Linked DNA regions of Mus musculus: all the other regions are linked to region 2. The links are chromatin loops, found by intact Hi-C in ENCODE. Cell type or tissue: heart. All regions are shown on one strand.

What was found. A loop is a pair of places that touch in the nucleus more often than their neighbours do. Peaks named below come from ENCODE experiments on the same cell type or tissue, not always from the same donor. Only the 100,000 strongest peaks of a DNase experiment are listed, where the experiment ranks them.
Region 1: it touches region 2 in a loop (4-fold over the local background); 8 of 42 quality-filtered maps call a loop at or near these places.
Region 3: a loop joins it to region 2, with 2.1 times the contacts of the local background. A loop is called at or near these places in 5 of 42 quality-filtered maps.

What each region holds. Positions count from the first base shown.
Region 1 is chr5:143,324,333-143,332,332 of GRCm38, reverse strand. Zdhhc4 (zinc finger, DHHC domain containing 4) reads left to right here and starts at 3,095. Exons shown (of 8, transcript NM_028379.5): 1 at 3,095-3,167; 2 at 3,763-3,942; 3 at 6,110-6,234; 4 at 7,375-7,448. The coding sequence starts at 6,118. 0610040B10Rik (RIKEN cDNA 0610040B10 gene) reads right to left here and starts at 3,025. Exons shown (of 2, transcript NR_027874.1): 1 at 2,980-3,025; 2 at 1-22. In heart, no CTCF peak of the experiment used is centred here; a DNase peak (open chromatin) is centred at 3,102; H3K4me3 peaks cover 2,413 bases; H3K27ac peaks cover 1,753 bases.
Region 2 is chr5:143,400,475-143,408,474 of GRCm38, reverse strand. Kdelr2 (KDEL (Lys-Asp-Glu-Leu) endoplasmic reticulum protein retention receptor 2) reads right to left here and starts at 4,655. Exons shown (of 5, transcript NM_025841.4): 1 at 4,423-4,655. The coding sequence starts at 4,513. Gm20635 (a long non-coding RNA gene) reads left to right here and starts at 4,733. Exons shown (of 3, transcript XR_868670.2): 1 at 4,733-4,866. In heart, a CTCF peak has its summit at 4,561; DNase peaks (open chromatin) are centred at 3,984 and 4,674; H3K4me3 peaks cover 2,962 bases; H3K27ac peaks cover 2,426 bases.
Region 3 is chr5:143,307,344-143,315,343 of GRCm38, reverse strand. It overlaps E130309D02Rik (RIKEN cDNA E130309D02 gene), which reads left to right. Exons shown (of 6, transcript NM_172726.4): 1 at 1-441; 2 at 945-1,166; 3 at 3,468-3,633; 4 at 7,204-7,728. The coding sequence starts at 250. Among named protein-coding and RNA genes, the nearest start is that of E130309D02Rik, 4.0 kb to the left of the region's middle. In heart, a CTCF peak has its summit at 3,227 (motif pointing left); DNase peaks (open chromatin) are centred at 233, 533, 3,323 and 6,313; H3K4me3 peaks cover 2,124 bases; H3K27ac peaks cover 1,318 bases.

The sequences.
Region 1 (8,000 bases), 76 kb after region 2:
CCAGCATTTGTGACTGGAGGTTCTGAGTGACAGAGAGGAAAAAAGAAAAGTTAGAGAAACATTTGTTTTCAAAAGTCATCAAAGCACTGAGAAGTTTACCCACAACTTTTACTGTGGAGACCGGGTTCTGTCATGTCTAACCTGAGTTCCCCTTGGCCTCTCTATCCTCTTATATCAAGCACGTTCCTGAGTGTGGGTTACAGGAGTGTGTCTGTATGTCCAGGTCCAGGCTGGCCTCAAACTCACAACTCTCTCCCCCCAACCTCTTGAATTTCCTCTTTCACACCCCCAGCCCCCAGAATTACAGACTGTACTGCCAGATCTGGTTCTGCACAATTTTTTAAGCTATGAATACATCATTGAAAAACTATTTGTAACATTACAAAGTAGACAAGCAGTGGTGGCACACGCCTTTGATCCCGGCACTCAGGAGGCAAAAGCAGGCAGATCTCTGTGAGTTCCAGGCCAGCCTGGTCTACAAGGGTGAGTTCCAGAACAGGACCACCAGAGAAATCCTTTCTTGAACTGCCCTCCCCTGTAAAAAGAAATAGACAAAGGAGAATAGAACATAGTGTCCACAGCAAGAATGTTTTGTTTTGTTTTTCCAGACTGAGCCTCACTGTATGGTCTGGCTATCCTAGAACTCACTATATACACTAGACTGGCCTCTAACTTACAGAAATCCATCTGCCCTTGCCTCCTTCTGGATGCTGGTATTAAAGGTATGCACCATCACTCCTGGCTGAAACTGTCTATAATAGAGATAGGTGTGTCCAATCTGTGGCCTACACACTGAATGCAGGGTCTTACGTAACCTAAGGTGGCTTCGAACTTGTGTAACTGAGGATGACTTTAAACTTACACTCCTTCTGCCTTCACCTCCCCAGAAATAGCATTAGAGGCTTGTGCCACCATGCTAGGTTTCACACGGTGCCTGAGATGGAACCCACGGTCTACCCAGTGACCTACAGCCCCAGTGGAGAGTTTGCAATTTCTATCGACTCTTATGTCCCCTTGAACAAGAAACTCAGCTGGTACCTATTAGTCAATATGTATTTAATGAATGAATATGTATTCATAAATACAAAGTGCTTTTTGGCCAGTCCTATAACCCCAGCACTCATGAAGCCCACTCAAGAGGTACCAGCCTGGGGTACATCATGAGAAATTACATCTCTCACCAAAAAAAAAGTTTGCAGAATACATATTAAATGAGGATGCTTCCATCACAGATGAGGTGGTCAGCGAAGATTTTGTCCTGGATAACTTAACTCACTTACATCCCAACCCTTCTCTTTGTGTGATATAACCAAAGGCAACAGAACACAAGATGAAATGGATGACGGAACCGAGAATCAAAGTTAGTCAGAACAGAAACTTTTAGAGAAGACCACGAAGTCCTTCATTTACATGGGGGAAAGAAAGAAAATTCAAGGTATTTAATTACAGCAGGGTGGAGAACTGCTTGATGAAGCAGTAGCTTTCTCTGGATGCCAGATGACCTCCGTAATGTAACCAGTCTTTCAGGACTCCCCACACCTGCTCACTCTGCTCCCAACATTGCAAAGGCCTTGGATACAATACATTCAGAAAGGTAGTTGTTTTCTTTCTTTTCTTTTTTTTTTTTTTCTAAAAGGAAAAAGAAATGAGAAGCTGGGGTAGGAAGCAAAGCAAACAGGAGAGGGGAGCTTTGAGGCTAATGCTTAGAGATCAGACATTTTTTTCCTCAAAGGGAACCTGTTTTTCAGAGGCGTCAAGAATAGTTCTCGGAGGACCTGGGGGGCACTCAGACAAAGCAGCACCCCCATCCCCTCCAGGAACCTTCTCAGTGCTATGTTTAGCAGCAGCTCCTCTCAAGCCAAGCCTGCCCATTATCAAAACAGCCTTTTTATCCTCAGGGATAAAACACTAGTCACTGCTCCCCACAGGGAGGACGTTAAAGCTGTGCACAGAGATGGCAGGAGTAGGGGCATGCGGTCAGCAGAACCTGACTCACAGGGGGACATACTGTGACCCCTGCAGTGGAACATGCTGGGACTGTTGGGACAGGGCCCAGTGGTGTGTCTGCCAGGAAGACACAGGTGTCCCTGTCTAGGTACCTGCTGGGTGGTCAAGGGTTACTGCTGAGTTCCCGCCAGGACATGCAAAGGCTCGGCACAGTCCAGCAGTTCTCCTGCACCGACCCAAGACAGCCTTCATATTCTGTCAAAAGTGCTCGAAAATTCCAGTTCCTGTGTTAGGTGTGCCTGCCATCCCAACCAAAGTTAGGCTGAGACAGGAGGTTCAAAAGCCCAAGGCCAGCCTGGTATAATTTGGTGGGACTTTAATTTTGTTTGCTCATTTGTTTTGTTTTGTTTTAGAAAAGGTCTAGCTATGTAGCCCTGCCTGTCCCGGAACTCATGTAAACAAGGCTGACCTCTGACTCAGAGAGACCTGCCTCTGTTTCCTTAGGGCGGTGAATAAAGTCATGGGCCACTATGCCTAGCTGAGATCATATTTTGGAAAGAAATTCTTAAAAAGAAAATAGCTAGGGCTGGAGAGATGGCTCAGCGGTTAAGAGCACTGACTGCTCTTCCAGAGGTCCTGAGTTCAAATCCCCCCAACCATATGGTGGCTCACAACCATCTGTAATGGGATTTGATGCCCTCTTCTGGTGTGTCTGGAGACAGCGACATTGGACTCACATAAAATAAATAAAACAAATCTTTTTTTTTTTTTAAAGAAGAAAAAGAAAATAGCTTTTTAAATCTACGCACATACAAGAAATCAGAATTACACTCAGCGGATCACAACAAGCAAACACACCCACAAGAATCAAATCAAGGCCACGAAAATGGGACGGGGTTGGGAGAACGAAGGACTCGTACATAGGCAGTAAATTGTCAAGTAATAATAAAAGTGCGAAGGAAGAGAGAGCAGAGGACGAGGGAGGGAGAAAGACAAACGTTAAGAGAAAAAGAAAAGAGAAAGAAAACCTACGACGGTACGAAAACACAATCGGCTCGCAGAACCAGAGGCCAAAGACAATAATTTCCGGCCTCCCGCTACTTTTTCCGTCGGAAGTCGCCTCCGTCGCGGGCACTGATGACGCCATGGACGCGCCGGAAGTCTTGGGGAGCGCTCCGCTGGGGTCCGCCGGCAGCGGCGGACGGTTGGCCCGGTTTGGGGTAAGGCGGCTCCGGAAGGCTCTGTGACACCCCGGCTGGGCGGCGGCCGTCGGGACCCCGTGTTTGAGTGAGAGCACAGTCCTCTCCGAGCCCCCTGCATCCCGCTCGCTGTGTCCCCTCCTCTTCCAGTCGTTGTCCGGGCTCCGGACGTAGTTGCCGTCTCCCAGCCTGCTTCCGAGCCTCCCTTGTCTCCTCTGAGCCTGATGCGTCCGGGATCTGGTTGTGGGATGGGCTCCATTCACCACTGCCCTTCCCTGGTTCCCCGCAGCTGCAGATTCTGTGACCTCAAGCATGCAAGGGCCTTGAATAATGTACCCGGAAAGTGTCCAGCAAAGGGAAACGACTGGGGCCCTACCCCATGTGGACAACCTCACCATGCGTCTGGACCCCGGTGTGGGCGCCTCAGTGATAGGCGTAGTGACAGTGACAGTGACAGCTAGAGGGATGATAGACCCCCAAACTAGTGGACTTTGAAGTTTTCTTCCCAGGTCAGCAGCGGTACAGCATCCTCTACTTCTGAATGCCTTTCACAGTGCACTCTGCCATGGAGACTTATTCAGCAGTATGTAAGTGTTGCGTTTGATTGTCTCCGCAGCCGGTTCCAGCCTCCTGGAACAACCATGTCGCCAGTTTTGCGCGTGCCAAATTCACGGCGCTGCCCAAGCGGAGCTGCTATCTGAATTCTCCTTGGATGTGGCAAAGGGAAATGAACGCAAAAGGTGCCGCTGGAAGTGTCCGACCTAGAGAAATATGTAGACCGGAGCCCTGTTACCTTGTGAGAATGGCATTTTTTTGTTTGTTTCCTTTTTGTTAATAGTTTCTGTTTTGATTCTCTGCGTTGGAATTTTGGTCCAGAATCCTGCCTCGTAAAGCCAATGTCAGTGTTCCCAGTTTCTTAACACGGGCTTTTTATATTTCATCATTCTGGTCTGGAGGGTGATGGGTGACATCATGACCACTGACCTGTTAAATATGCCCAAGTTTGGGTGTGGGACCCTGACTACCTCTAGGAGTTGCTCATTCTGATGAGGTCGGCGCAGGTTCTTTTGCAGGACTTTATCAGTATCCATGTGAATATTTAAAGATGTAAAAGGGTGTATTGCTGGGTGTGGTGGTGCACTTCTGGAATCCCAACCCTTTGAAAGCTGAGACAGGAGAATTCTGAGTTCCAAACTAGCCTGGCCTGCATAGTCAGATCCTGTCTCAAAAAACAAGGGGTTGGTGGGCTGGGAGCTCGCTCGGTGAGTGAGGGTGCTTGCTGTGCAAGCACAAAGTCCTGAGCTTGGATCCCCAGCACCAACGTGAGTGTGCTTTAATGCATGTCAGCCTCGCCACAAAACGTTGAGCTCCAGGTCCGAGCTACAGATCCCAGAGGCTCTCAGTCTTCCTAATGCTGTGACCTCTTAATACAGTTCTTCATGTTGTGGGGACCCTCGGCCATAAAGTTACTTTCCTTGCTACTTCACACGTGTGATTTTGCTTCTGTTACAAATCCTAATGTAAAGGTCTATCTATGCTTCTGGTTTGGCAGTGCAGATCTACAGTCCAGCATGGGGGAGGGGGACAGTAGGCTCTGTTGGGCTTGCTGGCCAGTCAGTCTAGCTGAGCTTGTGAGCTATAGGTTCAGAGAGGATAGGTTCAGAGAGGGAGCACATCATACAAGCTGTGGTAAGGGGCTGGGGTGGTGGCTATCTTATAGATTGCTTGCCCAGCATACGTGACATGAAGTCCTAGGTTCAATTCTCAATATTGATGGGGGTGGGGTGGGAAGGAACCCACTAGACTTGAGGTTGTCTTGACCAATACTTTGTATGGAGAGCTAGCTTAGCGAAGTACTTGTCTTGCAAGTGTGAAGACCAGAGTTCAAATCTCCAGAACATATGTCGAAGCCTGATGTAGCAGTATGTGCCTATGTAATCCCAGTTTTCCCACTGTGAACTGGGAGAGTCCTCAGAAACACACAGGCCAGCTAGCCTGGTGGACACCATGGAGAGCAAGCAAGAAACCCTGTCTCAAACAAGGTGGAGGGTGAGGACTAACACCAGAGGTTGTCTTCTGACTGCCACATACACCTTAGGGTATATATCAACACACACACACACAAATTCTCAGAAACTAAAAGTAAGTCTGGGGGCTGGTGAGATGGCTCAGTGGGTAAGAGCACCCGACTGCTCTTCCAAAGGTCCAGAGTTCAAATCCCAGCAACCACATGGTGGCTCACAACCATCTGTAACAAGATCTGACTCCCTCTTCTGGAGTGTCTGAAGACAGCTACAGTGTACTTACATGTAATGGATAAGTGAATCTTTTAAAAAAAAAAAAAAGTAAGTCTGGGCATGGTTACACACACCTTTAATCCTGGTACTTGTGATGCAGAGTCAGGTGGATCTCTATTGAGGCCAGCTTGCTCTATGTTGTGAGACCTTATGTCATATAACAACAAAATAATAGCCAAGCCCCTGTGCTAGTGAGATGTCTCACTGGGGAAGGGCGTCGGCTGCCGTGCCTGAAGAACCTGTGTTCGAACCCCAGGACTCATACGGTGGAAGGAGAGAAACAACTCTTAAAAGTTGTCACACACACACACACACACATACACACACACACACACACACACTGTGTGCTGTGGTACTCACATATGCACAGAGACAAGTAAATAGAATGTAATTTAAAATGAAGGGGAGCATGATTGAGGAAGATACCCTATCTCAACCTCTGGATCAAGGCACACATGAACATGTCCATGCACACTTGCAGACACACGTGCACACACAGACATGTGCACACACTGCCTACAGACTAATGAAGGGATTTGTTCATCTTGAGGATGGCCTAATCCGAGTGTGAATCTCACCTGCAGGAGTGAGCCCAGGGCCGGAATACATGCTGGGAATAAATCCCTCAACAGCAGCTGCTCACGCCTGCCGTCTCTTCCTTCGCAGCCTCCAGCATGGACTTCCTGGTTCTCTTCTTGTTCTACTTGGCCTTCTTATTGATTTGTGTTGTCCTGATCTGCATCTTCACAAAAAGCCAGCGTTTGAAGGCCGTGGTCCTTGGAGGAGCACAGGTAGCACTGGTCCTTGGGTACTGCCCGGATGTGAATACTGTGTTAGGTGCTAGTCTGGAAGGCTCACAAGACAAGGGGATGTGAGTCTTGTCTTTAATCCTGGCACTTGGGAGGCTGAGGCTTCGGGGCCAGTTGGGGCTACATCGCAAGAGCCTGTGTCCAAACAAACAAAACGTTGTCTTTTTGCTTTGAGATAGGTCGAATAGGTCGAATTTTCAAGGTTGGCTTTTTAAACAGTGTGTAATGTCTGTATTTGGTTGTGACTCCTGTTTGCCTAGACATGCTTGTAGCAGGTGTGAACTCAGGAGGACACAAGTGACCAGAAAGCTGAGCATCTAGCTGTCAATCTTCCCTTCACATTGTCCCATCTGTCTTCCCTTGGGGGTCAAAGCAAAGTGGGGGCAAGTAGCCACGAAGGGGTTGACTTGGGAGGACCCTGGGGATCTGGAGGCCAATCTTGAGCATGGAGCAGACCTGAGGGTTAGGGAAGCCCACGTCCACAGCAGCCTCTGCACACCCCCTTTCCCCACAGACTCCAACAGACACATTCTGTGCAGTCAAGGTAGAAATGGAGGTGTTCTCTACACCTCCTAAATCCTAGCACTTAGGAAGCTGAGGCAGGATTATGAATTCCAGGCTAGCTCGGGTTATGTAATGAGACTGTTTCAAACACAGAGCGGAGCCGAGGAGATGGCTGGGCAGTCACAGAGCTGCCGTGCAACCAGAACTGGAGGGATGGCAGAGAAGCAATCCAAGAGAATAAAGCGTAAGGAGACTCAGATCCCCAGAGCACACATAAATGCTGGCCGGGATGGTGGCCGGCCTGTATCTCAGTATTTGGTGGAGGCAATGACAGGAGATCTGCAGGGCAAACTGTCTGGCTAGACTAGCCACACAGCGAGAGAACCTGGGCCAGGAGAGCTGCCAGGGAAGATATCTGACTCTGACCACACGCATGTGCTCATGTGTGGACACAGGCACACCACACACACAGGCACCACAAACACGTGAGCGAGTTCGTAGCTTGCTTTTCTGCCATCTGAAGAGAAGATGATAGACTCACCTCCGTTGCATGTGGAGGACCTCCTGATGGGGGACGAGGGGTGAGAGGTGAGGCTGACCCTGCTCCTGTGATTTCAGGTGTGCTCCAGGGTAATCCCGCAGTGCCTCCAGAGGGCCGTGCAGACGCTTCTTCATCAGCTCTTCCACACACGGTATTTGTGGCTCAGGGTTCGCACAGGGCCACATTTGGCCTGGGTGATTAATTGCTGCTGTTCTATAGCCTGTGGGAGCACTTCGTGGTTTCCAGCACAGGGAAGGATGCTGGAAGTTTGGCGAGTGCTGGGCTTGGAATCTCTCCTTATGGACCAGTTACCACTTGCCTATGGGCTTTTAGGGTGACTAGTTTTGTTTTTTCATTTCTGGGTTGACCGTGGTGCTGGGGATTGAGCTGGGGTTGTTGTGCTCATCTGGCGTGCTCTCTGTCTCGGCCACTGAAGTCTGTCCCCACACCTACATGGCCAGTTTGTTGTCTGAGACATGCTTCTGAGACAGAGCCTTTACTTACTATGTAGCCCTACCTAGCCTGGTTCTTTCTGGGTAGCCTAGGCTGAACTCAGACTCAAGACAAACCTGGCCCTGCCTTGAAGTTCTGGGGTCACTGGCTGTGCTACCACTTTGGCCTTGTTTAACCCTTACAGGAGGAGGTTGGCCCGGGCCGTGTTCCTCGGACTCATGTGGCTTCTTCCTGGAATGGCCCGTGCATA
Region 2 (8,000 bases):
CTTATTTTTGTAGACTTGTATTTTCTAGATTTTACTTGTGTGTCTGCTGTGTGTGTGTGCGTGTACACGGAGAGCATAAGAGGGCATCAGAGCCCGTGGAGCTGGAGTTATCAGTGGTTTGAAACCCCCAATGTGGGTGCTAAGAACTGAACTCTGATCTTTTGAACAGCAGCAAATAAGTTTTACCTTGAAGCCATCTCTCCAGGATGTTTATAATTTTTGTTACAAATTCTACACAAAAATCTCTTATCTACAGACAGTGCTTTGTGGCTGGAGATGTGGCTCAGTGAGAGAGTGCCTAGCACTCCAGAAAGTGGGAAGGACAGCATATACATGTGATCTCAGCACTCCGAGTGGAAGCAGGAGGGTAAGAAGTTCAAGGTTATCTTTGGCTACATGACCACTCTTTTCTTCAGCAATCTTGACACTTCTTGTTGGGAAGTCAAAGGAGTTGTCCTTGGGTCCCTCCCTCCACTTCACACAAGTCACTGTCCTCATAGCTTGACAGCCATGTCTGTCCTTCACACATGATTTACCCCCTCACCTGACCTGTATCTTTCTTTGTGCAACACAAAGGCTCAAACCCAGGCCTCGCACGTTCTAGACAAGTGTTCTCCCACTGCAGCTTCTTTCGTACTCTCCAGAGTCTTCCAAAGATGGCTCTGAGCTTCTAGTCCTCTGTGTCCACTTGCAGAATGCTGGGATTGCAGCACTCATAGCCACACTCCTTAACACCCAAGGATGGCAGCAAGGCTTGCTGCCATCTGCAGCTGAGTGCTCTCAGGGCTGGGCACACAGAGAGGGTGGTCAGGCCGTGCATGGCAATGATTATTAAGAGATTAACTAGCCCTCAAAGGATCAGAGAAAACAGCTCCAGGAGGAGTCTAGGAATGTGATGCAAAAGCTTCAAGTACCGAGGAAGACAACAACAACAACAACAACAAGTGTTAGCACTGGGAGTAGAGAGCTACGGAAGAGCTTGACCAGTATGCACCATGTCACGAGGTCCTAGGTTCAAGCCTCAATACCAGAGAAGAAAAAAGAAGGAGAGAAAGAAAGGCAAGTTTTCTATTTGCTTCAAATATAAAAACCATACAGTTTGACAGGCTGTCAAGTTTGATAGGTTGACAGGTTTACAACCACCATAACAGCTAGGAGGGAAAGAGTAAATAAAGGAGGAGGCTGGAGGTCACTCATTGCAGGACTCACTAGTCACGTAAACTCAGGGCAAGCCCTGACAATGACTATCAGCCTATAGGAAGTTAGAAAAAGCACTTCACCTAAAAACAAAGCTTTGGGATATGGATTTGGCTCAACCGGTATTTGCTTGACTTCAGTGAGACCCTGGGTTCAAACTCCAGCGCCATAAATAAGTAAATATTATAGCTGATTGTTTCAAGGGATTAGGGCAAAAAAAAAAAAAAAAAAAAAAAAAACAAACCACACCCTAAAAGAGACAACTTGACCATCAAGCTGCCTGGCAGGTCAGTAACACAAGACATTGTCACTGATGTCCCCCTCTACAGTGACACCAGACACAACACAAAGTTTACATTCAAGCACAATCAGCTCACAACAGGTCCTTAAAGCCTGGCATGGAGAAGCACACATGTAAACCTAGCTCTCAGGAGGCTGACGCAGGAGGATTCCAGCTTGAGCAACACTGAGTACTCAAAAATGTAACGTCCAGCTTCCTGAGCAGCCTGCCCCGTCTTCCCCTTAGGGAAAGGCCCTGTGGTTTAGGTTCTAAGCTGGTGCTGAAACCCTAAAAGGAGCTCCGCTTTTCCAACTGAAAACGCCGGCCTGGACACCGCGGCTCAGGTTGGCTCAGGTTCCGGATACTTGAGAAACTCTGATCAAGTTCTTCCTCTTTCCAAAGCCTCTACAGAACTTTTAAACTTAGCATGGAAAACAGAGCATCTAACACAAGCCAGCATTTAACTCAAAATAAATGGCCTTGGTGAATTTCATTTTTGAAAGGTCAGAAAAATTGTATATAGCAGAATAAAGAAGATCTTAAGTCCAAGAGTGAGTGCGGGCGGCTTACTAATATCCAGGGCATCCTTGGGAATCACAAACTGAACTCACCCATTTACCTTCCATTCTTGGCACATCAGCTAAATACTGTGTTTTCCTCAATGCTCTAATCTCCCATGGAAACAATGAATATTAAGTAGCAACCTGCTTCCTTTTTCCTGGTTACTCAACGTTCCCTTAAGAATTCTAAGTTTGTGGGGCTGGAGAGACAGCTCAGCAGTTAAGAGCACCTGCTGCTCTTGTAGACTATCTGGGTTCACTTTCCAGCAATAACATGGTGGCTTATAACTGCCTGTAACTTCAGTTCCAGAAGATCTCACGCCCCTCTTCTGGAATCCAAGGGCTTCTGCACACTTGTAGTAAACTCACACAGGCACGCAAAAAATTAATAATTAAAAAAAAACCCTGTTTCTTGGGGCTGGAGAGAGGGTTCAGCCACTAAGGGTACTGCTCTTGCAAAGGACCTGAGTTCAGTTTCAGCACACTAGGCAACTCATAACTGTCTGTGACTCCAGATCCAGGGGAGTATGATGTCTTTTTCTGGTCTCCACAGGAACCAGCACTCACACAATTAAAAATAAAATATATCTTGACTTGGCAGAAGAACATAAGAAAGAAGACAAAGAGACTTAGAGGTTTAGAAAGACAGCTAAAGACTAAAAGTAGCACCCAAATCCAACAGCAAACGTGACAGAACCACTGGCATCAAATGTGCAAACTCAAACTGCTCAGGCCGAAACAAAGGTTAATTGGAAATTCCAAATTCATTACTGCTTATGCGTCAATCCTGGCTTCATCGAAAGCCTGCTAACCTGCCTAAGACTCGGTTCCCTCATCCAGTCCGGGGACCGTTGACATGGTTATTTTAAGTACTGCCTGAGAGGAGCGCTATAACACTCAGCTGACTACTTAATGCACACCTATCGCAACTGAAGCAATTAATTGACTGTCATTCTGAATCCCACACTGGGCTCCCAGTTCACCTCCCAGTCAGATCCCCTGGTTCAGTACAAGGACTTTGTGACGTCCACTTCGATCGGGCAAAGGTCTTTTGGGTTGTGCTTACTTCCTGGATCTCAACTATGTTCCAGGGAGAGATGAGACCTTCAGAGAGCAGAGTCAAAGGGGCGGTGCTACTTTAGATGAGGTGTTATTAATAAACCAGATAGGTGGCGTCTCCATCACCCAGGGCCTTTAGGACTTCTATTTTCTGCTGTCTCTGAAAAAAATTAAATTTGAGTTTACAAAGTTATTTCATTTGGGGACATAGCATTAAGGACAGTATTTTAAGAATATATTTATTTAATCAATCAATTAATTAATGGGTTTTTGGGGAGCAGGGGGTGTTTTTGGAGACAGGACCAGCATGTAGTCCATTCTCATTTTGAATTCCTGAACCTCAGGTTACCACCTCTCGAGTGCTGGGATTACAGGCAAGCACCATCACACTCACCAAGAACTTATCTAAAACTTGTAAGATTCCTAATATTTAACGAAAGGCAGAAGTCCACAGCTATTATGTGAGGAAAGTTCACTCTACTGCCTCTCTGCAATGTAGTTTGAGGGAGGTACAGCGCCAACTCAATGGTGACGTGGAGCAAGGATACTAGCCGAGAACAGAGGCCTCTGTGGTACCCAGCGCTGGCAGTTTAAGAGAACCAGTTATTAGACGGCCACACTCAAGGATGAAAAACTAGCTTGCTTCTCAGAGTAACATGAAAACTATGCCAAGCAACTCACTTAAAAGATCCACATCTCTTTTTATGACGCATGAGATCCCGAACCCCAAGGCTTGAGTTGTAGCCTCATCAACTGTAAGCACAGGCCAGACCTGACACCATCCTGCCCCCACATCCCATCCTCTGCTTGTCCTTGAAGATAACAGAATGAATAGCAGGATGCCCCTCTTCCTCCAGCCAGCCCCACCTTCGCGGGTGGCCTGGCTGCCACGTCAGGCCCAGCTAGTCTGTGGTCCTATCCATCCTCCTCGAGCAAGTCTCCCATTGATTCCTGGGGACTCAGAGGCGCCCCCCAAAAGTCCCATGGAGAGGGACACGCCCACTAGAGCCCCACAGATCCCGTGCTAAACTTTTCAGATGCAGCAGGACGCGGGGGCAGTTACGCCAGCGCTCGCTGAGCCAGGACGGATCAAGTTCGCGAGCGGACCAAGCGCAGAACTGGGGGGCCCAGAGCTGCGACGGACACCCCAGCCCGTGTGCACACTCGGAGGGGTTTCGTTGCCCGCCGAGCAGGCCGAGATGGGTGTGTCTGGCCATCGCAAGCCCGGCACAAAGCCTCCGGAACGACCGAGAGCCGAATGGGTCGGTCGAATGGGCCAAACGCGCGCGCTCCTGCCCCGCGCGCCTCGCCCCGGCGGCCGCTCACCAGCACAGGAGCGCGTCTTCCAGATCTTCAGCAGTAGGATGACGATGGCCGCCAGGTGGGACAGGTCCCCAGTCAGCCGGAAGATGTTCATGGCGGCGGCGGTCGGCGCGGCACAGCGGCACCGGAGCTAGGCAGCGACTCGGGACGCGGCGACAGCAGCCCCGGAGAGAGGAAGCGGCGAAAGATGGCGGGAGCGGGCGCGACGTGGCCAGGGACGTGGCCGAACTGCCGTCGCGCGCGCGGGGCAGCCTGGGAGAGCGGGCGACCGCTGGGGCCACGCCCCCGCCACGCCCCTTAAAGGCCCAGCGTCGGTGAGCAGCCGGACTTTACATCCCGCGTGGACGGTCAACTGAGGACCCAGAGTCCTCCGCAATTTCCGTCTCCAGGGTTTCCGCCTAGGTGCCAGCGATTTCCTTCTCTAAGTTTTTGAAATGCCACTCAGTTGTGAGTATTGTCTTGTTTTTTTTTCCATTCCCTACTAAGATAGCAGAAATACCTATCTCAGAGGCATTGCGAGGGTAGAAAGCAAGATTAAAATTTCTGTGATTAAGAACTCCAGCTTCTCTTGTATAGGACCGAAGTTCGATGCCCAGCTCCTAACCTCGGGGAGCTTACATCACCTTTAACACCAACTCCAGGGAATTCATTGCTTCTGGCCTTTGAGAGCACCTGCACGCCCATGCACACACCCACACACAAACTAACACACACATTTTAAATAATAATAAAAATAAGTCATAAGAAATCTGTCAAAATCTATTAATTTTTATTTAAAATTACATTAAAATTTTGTATTAGGGATGGAGAGCTGGCCCAGTGGATAAGAGCAATTGCTGTTCTTCTAATAGACCTGATTTCGAGTCCCAGCACCCACAACTGCAGACTCACAACAGCCTGGAACTCCAGTTCTATCTGACACCTCTCACCTCTGAGGGTGCCTTCATGTGTGTGCGCGCGCACACACACACACACACACACACACACCCCTGAAACAATAAAAATAAAAATAAAAATTTATTTGTGGACTGTGTGGGCACATCCAGTCAGGCCCAGTTCTCTCCTTCCATCTTGTTGGTTCCTGGGACTAGGCTCAAATCTCCAGGCTTGGTGACAAGCCCCTTTAGCCGCTGAGCAACCCCACCACTTCTTTTTCTTTCCTCTCCCTCCTCTTCCTCTTCTTTCTTTTTGCTTTTATATGTCTGTTCACACGTGTGTGTGCACATGTGTAGGCTGTGAGGCCAGCTATTTCTAGGACCTTCTAGATCCTGTTACACCTTATATATTGAAGCAAGGCATCACACTTGAACCCAGAGCTTGCTGATTTGGCTAGTCTAGCAGGCCAGCTTGCCGAAGGGATCCCCTGTCTCTATCTCCCAGGCTTCAACACAGCCTAGCATTTATGTGGGTGCTGGAGATCTGGGCTGTGTTTCTCGCAGACATGTGTCAGCAATCTTTCTGGATTTACAGTGTTTCTTGTTTGCCATTTAAGAAGAAACTTGGAGGCTTAAATGATGGAGCAGGGTGGGAAGATGGGGCTGAAGCACTAACCCATGCGTCATGGGTTACCTTGGAGATGGCTCAGTTAATAAAGCAGTCACTAGCCATACATGAGGTCTGGAGTTCAATCCCCAGCCCCCGATTAGCCAGCTCCTTACTATTAATGTTAACGACTTAATTTTTAAGTTATTAAATAAATAACTTAAATTAGCAAAGATGTTGGGGCTGGGGCCTTCATGTGCAGCCCTGGCTGCCTGAGCGAGAGAACTATCTGACAGACAGACAGACAGGCTCTACTTACACTAGCACCAGAAGTCCACAGAGAGCTTAAGAAAGCCACATAATGCTGGGCGGTTGTAGCACATGTCTTTAATTCCTGCATTCAGAAGGCAGAGTCAGGTGGATCTCTGAGTTCAAGGCCAGCCTGTTTTATAGACTTGAGTTCTAGTACAGCCAGGGCTACATAGAGAAACCCTATCTCAAAGGGCTGGGGAGATGGGGTGGGGAGATGGCTATTGGACATGTGTGTGTGTGTGTGTGTGTGTGTGTGTGTGTGTGTTTATTCTTGTATTCTCTCCTCCCGTGATGTGGGCCCTGGCTCATTACACTTGGCAACAAGTACCCTTACTCCATTGAGCCATCTTGCTGACCCATGATGGCTGTTAATTGTTCCTATGCCTGATGGTGCAGCCTCAGCAAAAATTGTTTCAAAAGGTGCTGGACCTCTGGTTATCACTTGTTTATGTGACCTCTGGATGACCCTGCAGTTCTTTCCACTAAGGCCTGAGGTACTTGTCTAGTAGCCTACCAAAGCAACCGCTGGTAGAGCAAATGAGGCAGTGCTATGATTGGTGCAAATATTAGCAACATTTGCATGTCAGGTCTGCTGTGATTGGTGGAAATTCCCCCTCCCTGGCAATTTAAGCCGATGGTTGGGTTTATTAAGTGAAACATGGTTCCAGGGCTGGTCTTTGATTTTCTTTTTAAGATTTATTTATATTTTACATGAATGAATGTTTGCCTCGATGTGTTTAAGTGCACACTATGTGTATGCTATGCCCACAGAAGCCAAGAAGCAGGCATTCTGCAGCAGATGCAGCCTGCACATGGGACATGATTTAGCAGAGCTTTGCTTTGGCTACACTGTACCAAGCTGGTGTGTAGAAAAGAGCTGGTCTTTCATTCCTTCTCTTCCCCTTCCCTCCCTTCCTTTTGTTTTGTTTTTGAGACACGTTCTCATTGTGTACCCTTGGCTGGCCTTGAACTTACAGAGTTCAAAGAGATTCACTTGCCTCTGCCTTCTAGGCATACTGGGCTGCCTCCTCCTCCTCCTCTTTCTCCTCATTCTTCTTTGACAAGAAAAAAATTGAGCCGGGCAGTGTTGGCACATGCCTTTAATCCCAGCACTTGGGAGGCAGAGGCAGGCGGATTTCTGAGTTCGAGGCTAGCCTGGTCTACAGAGTGAGTTCCAGGATAGCCAGGGCTACACAGAGAAACCCTGTCTCAAAAAAAAAAAAAAAAATTGAGACAGATTGTCATGTCACCCAGGCTGGCATCAAACTTAGTATGATTTGACTGTTGGGATCCTAGGTATGCTCCCCCACATGGGGCTTATGTGGTCTGGGCGTGGAGGCCAGGGCTTTGGGAATCCTGATTAACACTCTGCCAGTGGAGCTGCATTGCCGGCCCCTGGTTGCTTCCTTGAGCAACTTGGTAGCCCTTGCTTTCCTGCTACTTTCGTTTGGCCGGAAACAGCTGTGACAAGCAGGAAATAAACCGATGACAAGGTCCGCACTAAGTAGACACCTGGTAGCCGAACCTTGGGCATGTGCAGGTTTACCAAAGGAGGGTAAACAGCTGCCCGGCGTAAAGGTCGAGGTAGATAAGGAGAACAGGTTCTCGTGGCCTCCTATGTGGGAAACTGGTAGACCTGGGGAACTGGCGGCAGAGAAGCCAGCCTGTGCCTTGCCCCGGTGAGTGGAGGACACAGGTAACAGGAGGAGACATCACCTCAGGAAAGTCTGGCCCTGAGGGAGGGGAGAGGGTATCAAGCCACTAGGATCTAAAACTGCTCTTAGAGA
Region 3 (8,000 bases), 93 kb after region 2:
GCCATTCAGCCGCCGGTTCGGCCGAGCGGCGTCGGCTCCCGCGGCTCTGGGCGGCGCCGCAGTCGGACCCCAGGATACTCGCTGGCCCGTGGCGGCGGCGGCAGCGGCGACGATGGTCCCCTGAGCGGGTTGGCGCCTGTTAGAGGCGGGCGGGCGCCGCGACCCTGCCCGCGTCGGGGCCCAGGCCGGTCGCGCCTCTTTGTCTCCGGGCGGAAGTAGGACTCGCGGCGGGGACAGGGCGGCCGCACCATGAGCGACATCCGCCACTCGCTGCTGCGGCGCGACGCGCTGAGCGCCGCCAAGGAGGTGCTGTACCACCTGGACATCTACTTCAGCAGCCAGCTGCAGAGCGCGCCGTTGCCCATCGTGGACAAGGGCTCCGTGGAGCTGCTGGAGGAGTTCGTGTTCCAAGTGCCCAAGGAGCGCGGCGCGCAGCCCAAGGTGCCCGCCCCGGCCGTGCCCTCGCTCGGTGACAGGAGCTCGCCCCGAGGTCTCGCTCCTCTTTCCGCTCCCCCGGCCTTGCAGTCCAGCGGCGTTGCTCAGCCGCGTGCCCGTTTCGCAGGCGTGTGACAGTCGCCCACCAATGAATGATCCGGGGTGGTGGCTTTGTGAACTGGCTACTTAACATCCCTCTGGGATGTCGCTTAACTAGATGCAGGGTTTTTTCCTTTGCTTATTCATAGAGTTAAGCCCCCCCGGGCTTAGGCTTCTGAAGGGTGAAAAAAATACACCCTGGGAAAAAGAATAGATCTGTTTTCCTTTTTCAAACACTGTCTTTCTGTGTACCATGTATCTCGGGCCAGCCTGAAACTCATTATCGGCTAGACTCAGCCTCGTGTGCGCTGGGATTCTAAGCATCCACTTCCCTAATCTCTTAGGGTGGGAGCTAAGGGGCAGGTGGAGGCCCTCTTCTCACAGCTTCTCTTCCGGGTTTGTTTTTACAGAGACTGAATTCCCTCCAGGAGCTCCAGCTTCTTGAAATCATGTGCAGTTACTTCCAGGAGCAAAGCAAGGACTCTGTGCGGCAGATCATTTTCTCCTCCCTTTTCAGCCCCCAAGGGAACAAAGCCGACGACAGCCGAATGAGCTTGTTGGGAAAGCTGGTCTCCATGGCCGTGGCCGTGTGTCGGATCCCCGTGTTGGAATGTGCGGCCTCCTGGCTCCAGGTACTGCTCTCGAAATAGCGTCTCCCACAGTCTCCGTAGACAGGATAACAAGAGTTTGGATGTTCGTAGAGGTCTTTTACACGTGCGTGATGTCATCGATCATCCCTGCCTGGGTGCTACACCCAGTCCCGTTTTTTTTATGGAGCAAACATTTTTTTTGTTTCTTTGATTGACTTTTTTTTTTTGAAAAAAGAATTTGGTATGTAGCCCAAGCTGAATTCAACCCTCATGACCCTTCTACCTGAGTCTCTTGAGGATTATAGGGTCCACGTGTCTGGCTCTGGAATTGTAGCCTTCTTGTACACAAAGTAGTAAAATTAGGATTTGTTTCATTTTGAAACAGGTTCTGATTATGTAGCCTGGGCTGTCCTGGATCTCAAAATGTAGACCAGGCTGGCCTTGAACTCAACCCAGACCAGGTGTCTCTGCCTCCCTAGCATTTGCTATTAAAGGTGTATGCCATCACACCCAGCTTACTTTTAGTATTACTGTGCATGTGTGATGTGTGTGTGGTTGCCTGTGCCACAGCACATCTGGAGAGGCCTGAGGACAGCTGTGTGAAGTCGGGTCACTACTGTCACCTTTTTTTGAGACAGGGTTTCTCTGTGTAGCACTGGCTGTCCTGTAACTCACTGTGTAGACCAGGCTGGCCTTGAACTCAGTAATCCGCCTGCCTCTGCCTCCCGAGTGCTGGGATTAAAGGTATGCGCCACCGCCACCTGGCTTCCTTGGCTCCTTTTCATCTTAAATTTGTAAAATTATTTGTTAATGTGGAACTGTTTTGCGTGGGGATGTTGTGTCTGTGTACCACCTGTATGCTGCTGCTCACACTGTGGAGGCTGGAAGCGGAGCGGGCTTTCGATCCCTGCAACTAGAGTTACAAATGGTTGTGAGCCACCATGTGGGTGCTAGGAATCGAATTTGGGTCCTCTGGGAGAGCAGCCAGTGCCCCTAACTACTGAGCTGCCTGTCTAGCCCCCTACTTCTTTTGTCCTTATGCTGTTACAGAGCTTTCTCTCAGGTTGTCGGGCTTGCAAGGCAAGAGCTTAACTGGCTGAATCCTCCACCATCCCCCACCATCCCCCACCATCCCCCACCATCCTCCACCATCCCCCACCAACCATCCCCCACCATCCTCCCAGTTTGCGTCTTACTGTATGGCCTCGATTGGCATGGAATTCACTCTGTAGACCAGGCTGGCCTCTAACTCACAAAGATTTGCCATCCTTGGCCTCCCCAGATTAAAGGTGTGTGACACCACACCCAGCCTTAAATTAATTTTTTGATAAACAAAACAAAAAGGCCTCATCTTCAGAATAAATGGAAAATCTATTTCTCAGGCAAAATGATTGGATTTTTAAAACAGTATGCGGAGGGAAGGAGAGATGGCTTAGGAGTTAAGAGACTTGTTCACACAAAGGACCCAAATCCAGTTCTTAGAGCACCCATATCCTGCTCCCAAGTGCCTATAACTCCAGCTCCCGGGAATCCCTTCCCCCTGTTCTCCTTGAATGCCTTTACGCACATGTATGGGTCTACTCAAACAGACACACGGGGCTACACACCATGAAAAGTAAAATCTTAAGAAAAACAAGTTTAACTATGTAGCTTAGGCCAGCCTACAACCTCCTAATCCTTTTGCCCCAGGCTTCCTAGTGCTGAGACCGAGCCTTGAGCCACCACACCCAGCTGTAGCAAACTTTTTTTTTTTTGTTTGTTTGTTTTTGTTTTTTTGAGACAGGGTTTCTCTGAGTAGCCCTGGCTGTCCTGGAACTCAAGAGATCCGCCTGCCTCTGCCTCCCAAGTGCTGGGATCAAAGGCGTGCGCCACCACTGCTGGGCTTGTGGCAAACATTTCATCATGTGATAATTCACAAACTCTTCCAAACCTCACAGTGGTAGTAATGGGTAGTTTTGATGTATGGTGTCCTTCAGAAATTGTCATTTCCTCGGCAAAGTCACCTTTCAACCGAGACAGGCAGATTTATGTAACTATTCCACCTTTGTAGTGGGCATGGTCCTTCTTGCAAGAACGCACTTCTGCCCTCTAGTGCTGGAGTGTGGGATAGCAGGCTGATTAGCTTGGCCGCCCCTGTGGAGCTGTGCTCCCCTGTGGCTGGGAAGTGGTGGTAGACTGGTGCCATGGGCTTTAGATGATGAGACCCTACCCCAAGGGGCTCTGTTAGCAGGTCTCCCCGCCCCGAAGTGGCTCCACCCACGTGGGTGGTCTTCACTCTTTACACGCAGCTGTCACCTGCCAGCTCAGGGTTCCTCAGTGACTTGGACTGTGGCTTCTTCCCAGCGGACGCCCGTGGTCTACTGCGTGAGGCTTGCCAGAGTGCTTGTGGAGGACTACTGCTGTCTGGTGCCGGGCTCCGTTCAGACACTGAAGCAGATCTTTAGTGCCAGTCCTCGTTTCTGCTGCCAGTTCATAACGTCCGTGACCGCCCTCTACGACCTGTCATCAGGTGAGTGTCCGAGCAGCTTCTGGTGGACACCAGCTTTGTGTATTTCTTTCTTGCTGTGCTGGGGGTAGAACCCAGAGTTTCGAGCATGCTGGACAAGCATTCTGCCCTGGAATACCTCATGCCCCAGTGACTACATTGGCTTTTGTTTTATTTTGTGGTTTGTGTCTGGGGGGCGGGTGTCACGTGTGCAGTGCCCACAGAGGCACTTGGAGCTAGAGTTACACATGGTCCAAATGTGAGAACTGAACTCAATGTAAGAGCAGCGAGTGCTCTTACCCACTGTCCAGACCCTTGCCACTGACTTTTTTAACTGCAACGTATGCATCGTTACTGTGGGGCTAAACCTAGCCTTACAGCATCTCAGTCTTTACCACTTGCTAAAAGCGGCTTTGTTCAATTCTTCGCAGTTTGGGTCTGAATGTCGGAAATAAGAGCGTAGGAAACCAGGTACAGGTACTTTTCCGTAGACATGTGACTGCCTCTCCACAAGATTTATTCTTAATTATGTGCATGGGGGGCGGGGGTATGACAGGTACCTGTGGGTGCCCAAGAAAGCCAGAATTGAGTGTCAGGGCCCTTGAAGGTGAAGGCACAGGCACTTGTGCCCAGTGTGGAAACTGGGAACCAAACATAAGTCCTCTGGAAGAGCAGCAAGTGCTCATCTATCTGTCTGTCTGTCCATCCAGCTACCATCTGTCCATCCATCCATCCATCTATCTTTAAGGTTTCTTCTTTTCCCCCTTCCCTTCTGTCTTAGTTAGGATTTTACTGCTGTGAGCAAGGCAAGTCTTATAAAGGACAACATTTGGGGCTGGTTCAGTCCAGTATCATCAAGGTGGGAACGTGGCAGCATCCTGGCAGGCCTGGTGCAGGAGGAGCTAAGAGTTCTACATTTTCATCTGAAGGCTGCTAGCAGAATATTGACTTCCAGGCAGCTAGGACAAGGATATTAGAGCCCACGCCCACGGTGACACACCTAGTCCAAAAGGACCACACCTTCTAGTAGTGCCACTCCCTGGTCCATGCATATACAAACCATCACACCATCTTACTCTTCTCCTTCCTCCTCCTTCTTGTTTTCTTCCCGTGTGTGGATGTTTTGCCTGCATGTATATCTGTGCACCACATGAATGCCTGGTATCCACAGACGCCAGAAGAGGGTGTTAGATGCCCTAGGTCTATAATTATAGACAGGTGTGAGCTACAAGTGGGTACTGGGAAATTAAACCTGGGTCTTCTGGAAGAACAGCCAGGAAGTAGGGGCCAGAGTTGACACAGATGTGGAAGGACTTGCGCAGAAAGCCCTGCTCGTTGATGCTGTCCCAGGAATGTGTCTGTGATGGAGAGAATAGGTGAAGAAGCCGGGGCTTCACGTCAGCAATGGCCCCTGCGGTGTCTTATGCCTGAGGCTCAGGGTTTTCCCACAAAGGGAAGGTGTTTGTGCTGCTTTCTGTGGAGTGAGCCTGCTTTTGTGCTCAGGGGTCAGTCTCCTCCCTCTGTCCTCTGCCCTGGCTGCCCTGGGGGCTGACAGGTAGTGTCTTGTCTGGCTCTGGCAGCTCTGGCAGCTCAGCCAGCAGTTTGAGAGTCTTTGGGAACCTTGTCTATTTCCTGTTCCATCCCAGCCCCATGGCCATGTGTTTGTCCCCATCTTACCGGTTCTACTGCTTAACCTGTGCCACTTTCAGGTTGGAGGCGCCTTCTGCTCTTAGAAGCGCGGAGATGCGTGCCTGTGATGCACATACATACGTGCAGGCAAACGGGTTCAAGAGCACAGGTCTCTCCTGTGGGAATGGAGAATTCAGTCACTAAGCACACGTGCCACGCACATGCCCAGGGCATAGATGCACACTCTCACCTGACTGCTCGCTGCCTTTAGGCCACGGCAGGTGCCCCCACTGAGACCTGGGCATGTGTTAGAAACATAGGGGGCAGAAACTCTCTGGGGAATCAAGGGCACAGGGGCAGGGTTGCCACAGGGGGGCTGTAGACCACAGCTGCTGCCTCCTGCCGGTGGTGGGGTACATGGGGAAGTGTTGTCGGGACAATCGGAGACAGTCTTCAGAGGAAGAAAAGCTTATTCCAACGGAGTGGGCACATGCCTTGCTTCCCAAGTCCTTCTCTGACATGCTCGAGCCAAGCATGGCAGGGGACTCTGTCAGGCTTTGCTCTCCCATGAGCTGAGCTGAGAACACAGCCTCAGAGAGGAGGCTGGGCCGCAGCCTGAGCATATACCGTGCTGATGTCAAATTGGGCAGAGTAGCTGGGTGACATAAAAGCCAGGCTGCCAGGGGTCTGAGATGAGCCCTCCACCTGTTGGTTTGTAGTTTTGGTCTTTTTTTTTTTTTTTTTTGAGACAGGGTTTCTTGGTATAACAGCCCTGGCTGTCCTGGACTCACTTTGTAGACCTAGGCTAGCCTTGAACTTACAGAGATCCTTCTGCCTCTGCCTGCGAGTGCTGGGATCAGAGGCATGTACCACCACACCCAGCTCCACCATGTGTTTCTAGTGAGTTCTGAGAAAGAACTCTGGGGTGTATGGACTAAGAGGGTTGGTTTGCTTAAAGGATTGGGACCAGCACTTGACACACAGTAGGCCCAGAGTTAGTGCCAACTTCTGCCCTTGTTAGTGCTGTCCCAGAGTCACACTGGTACTTAGATAAGGGCTCCAACTTTGGGGCTGCGCTGGCTGACTGACAGCACTGCACACTGCTCCCTGAAGGTCACTGTGGCTGCCACTTTACTACAGAGGAGATACCAGGCATAGGGAGGAAACCTACACCCAGACAAGGGCTGAAGCGCACCCGTCGTTGTGAGCTTGGGGATAGTGAGCTAGCTCTTTGTGTAGAACAGCAGTTCTCAACCCATGGGCCGTAATCTCTTTGGTAAACCTCCATTCAAAAATATTTACATTACGGTTCATAACAACACCAAACTTACAGTTATGAAGTGAAAATAATTTTATGGCTTGGCGCCACCATGTCATGAGGAGCTGTACTAAAGGGTCACAGTGTCAGGGAGGCTGAGCACCATGTGCAGAAGCAAGTGCCATACAGCGTGACAACTTAAGTTCAATCCCTGGGACCTGTGTAAAAGTGCAGAGGGAAGGGACTCCTGCAGTGTCCTCTGATCTCCACATATGCTTTATGTTCGAGTGTACACACAAGCACACACACACACACAAAAGCACACGCATGCACGTAGATGCACCAAAAATTAAATAAGTGTGTAGGGAATTCAAGTTCAAGGGAATTGTTAACTTAGGTGGTTTTTATTTTCACTTGTGTTTTTCTGAGCCTTGACTTTGGCCGTAGGGTCCTGGACACTGGGGACAGGACATCCGTCATGGTGCAGATGTTGAGAAGGAGGCAGAGTCCAGGACAGCCAGAGCTATACAGAGAAACCCTGTCTCAAAAAAAAAAAAAAGAGAGAGAAGGAGACAGAGGATGAGTGTGACTTGGGCAGTAGGCATCTGAGCGTCAGACACGAAGGCTCTAAACTCGGGGGCCCGTCCCCCACTGTCCGCTCCTGTCCCCAAGGCCAGAGCTGCTCCTGACTGCATGTCTCTCTGCAGATGACCTCATCCCACCTTTGGACTTGCTTGAAATGATTGTCAGCTGGATTTTCGAGGACCCGAGGCTGATTCTCATCACATTTTTAAATACTCCCATCGCCGCCAACCTGCCCATAGGATTTTTAGAGCTCACACCCCTCATTGGGCTGATCCGGTGGTGCGTGAAGGCCCCTCTGGCTTACAAAAGGAAGAAGCCTTGCCTATCCAATGGCCACATCAGTCACAAGGTTGCCAAGGACTCGGGTGCCAGCACGGACAGAGACTCGCACTTGCTGTACTCAAAGCTCCACCTGAGCGTCCTGCAGGTCCTCATGACGCTCCAGCTGCACCTCACAGAGAAAAACCTGTACGGGCGCCTGGGGCTCATCCTGTTCGACCACATGGTCCCGCTTGTGGAGGAGATCAACAGACTAGCAGATGAACTGAACCCCCTCAATGCCTCCCAGGAGATCGAGCTTGCCCTGGACCGCTTGGCCCAGGCCTTGCAGGTGGCTATGACGTCGGGGGCCCTGCTGTGCACGAGAGGTAAGTGCTGACCCCGTGACCCCGTGTCGTACGCAGAAAGGATGGGGGTCTCGGACAGATACTGCCTTTGCTTCTTTAGGGACTTGCTCCCCGTCCCTGGGACTATAAGGGACTGTCCCCCAGAGTCGTCCTCATGGGGTGCTGCTGTGCTCTAGATACCACATCTAGATGTCACCTGGCTCTTTTCGGCACAGGGTGGCTAGAGCATACAGAGCTTTTCCTCTGTAGGACTAGGATTTTGGCGTATGTGTGCGGTGAACCTTGCTTTGTAT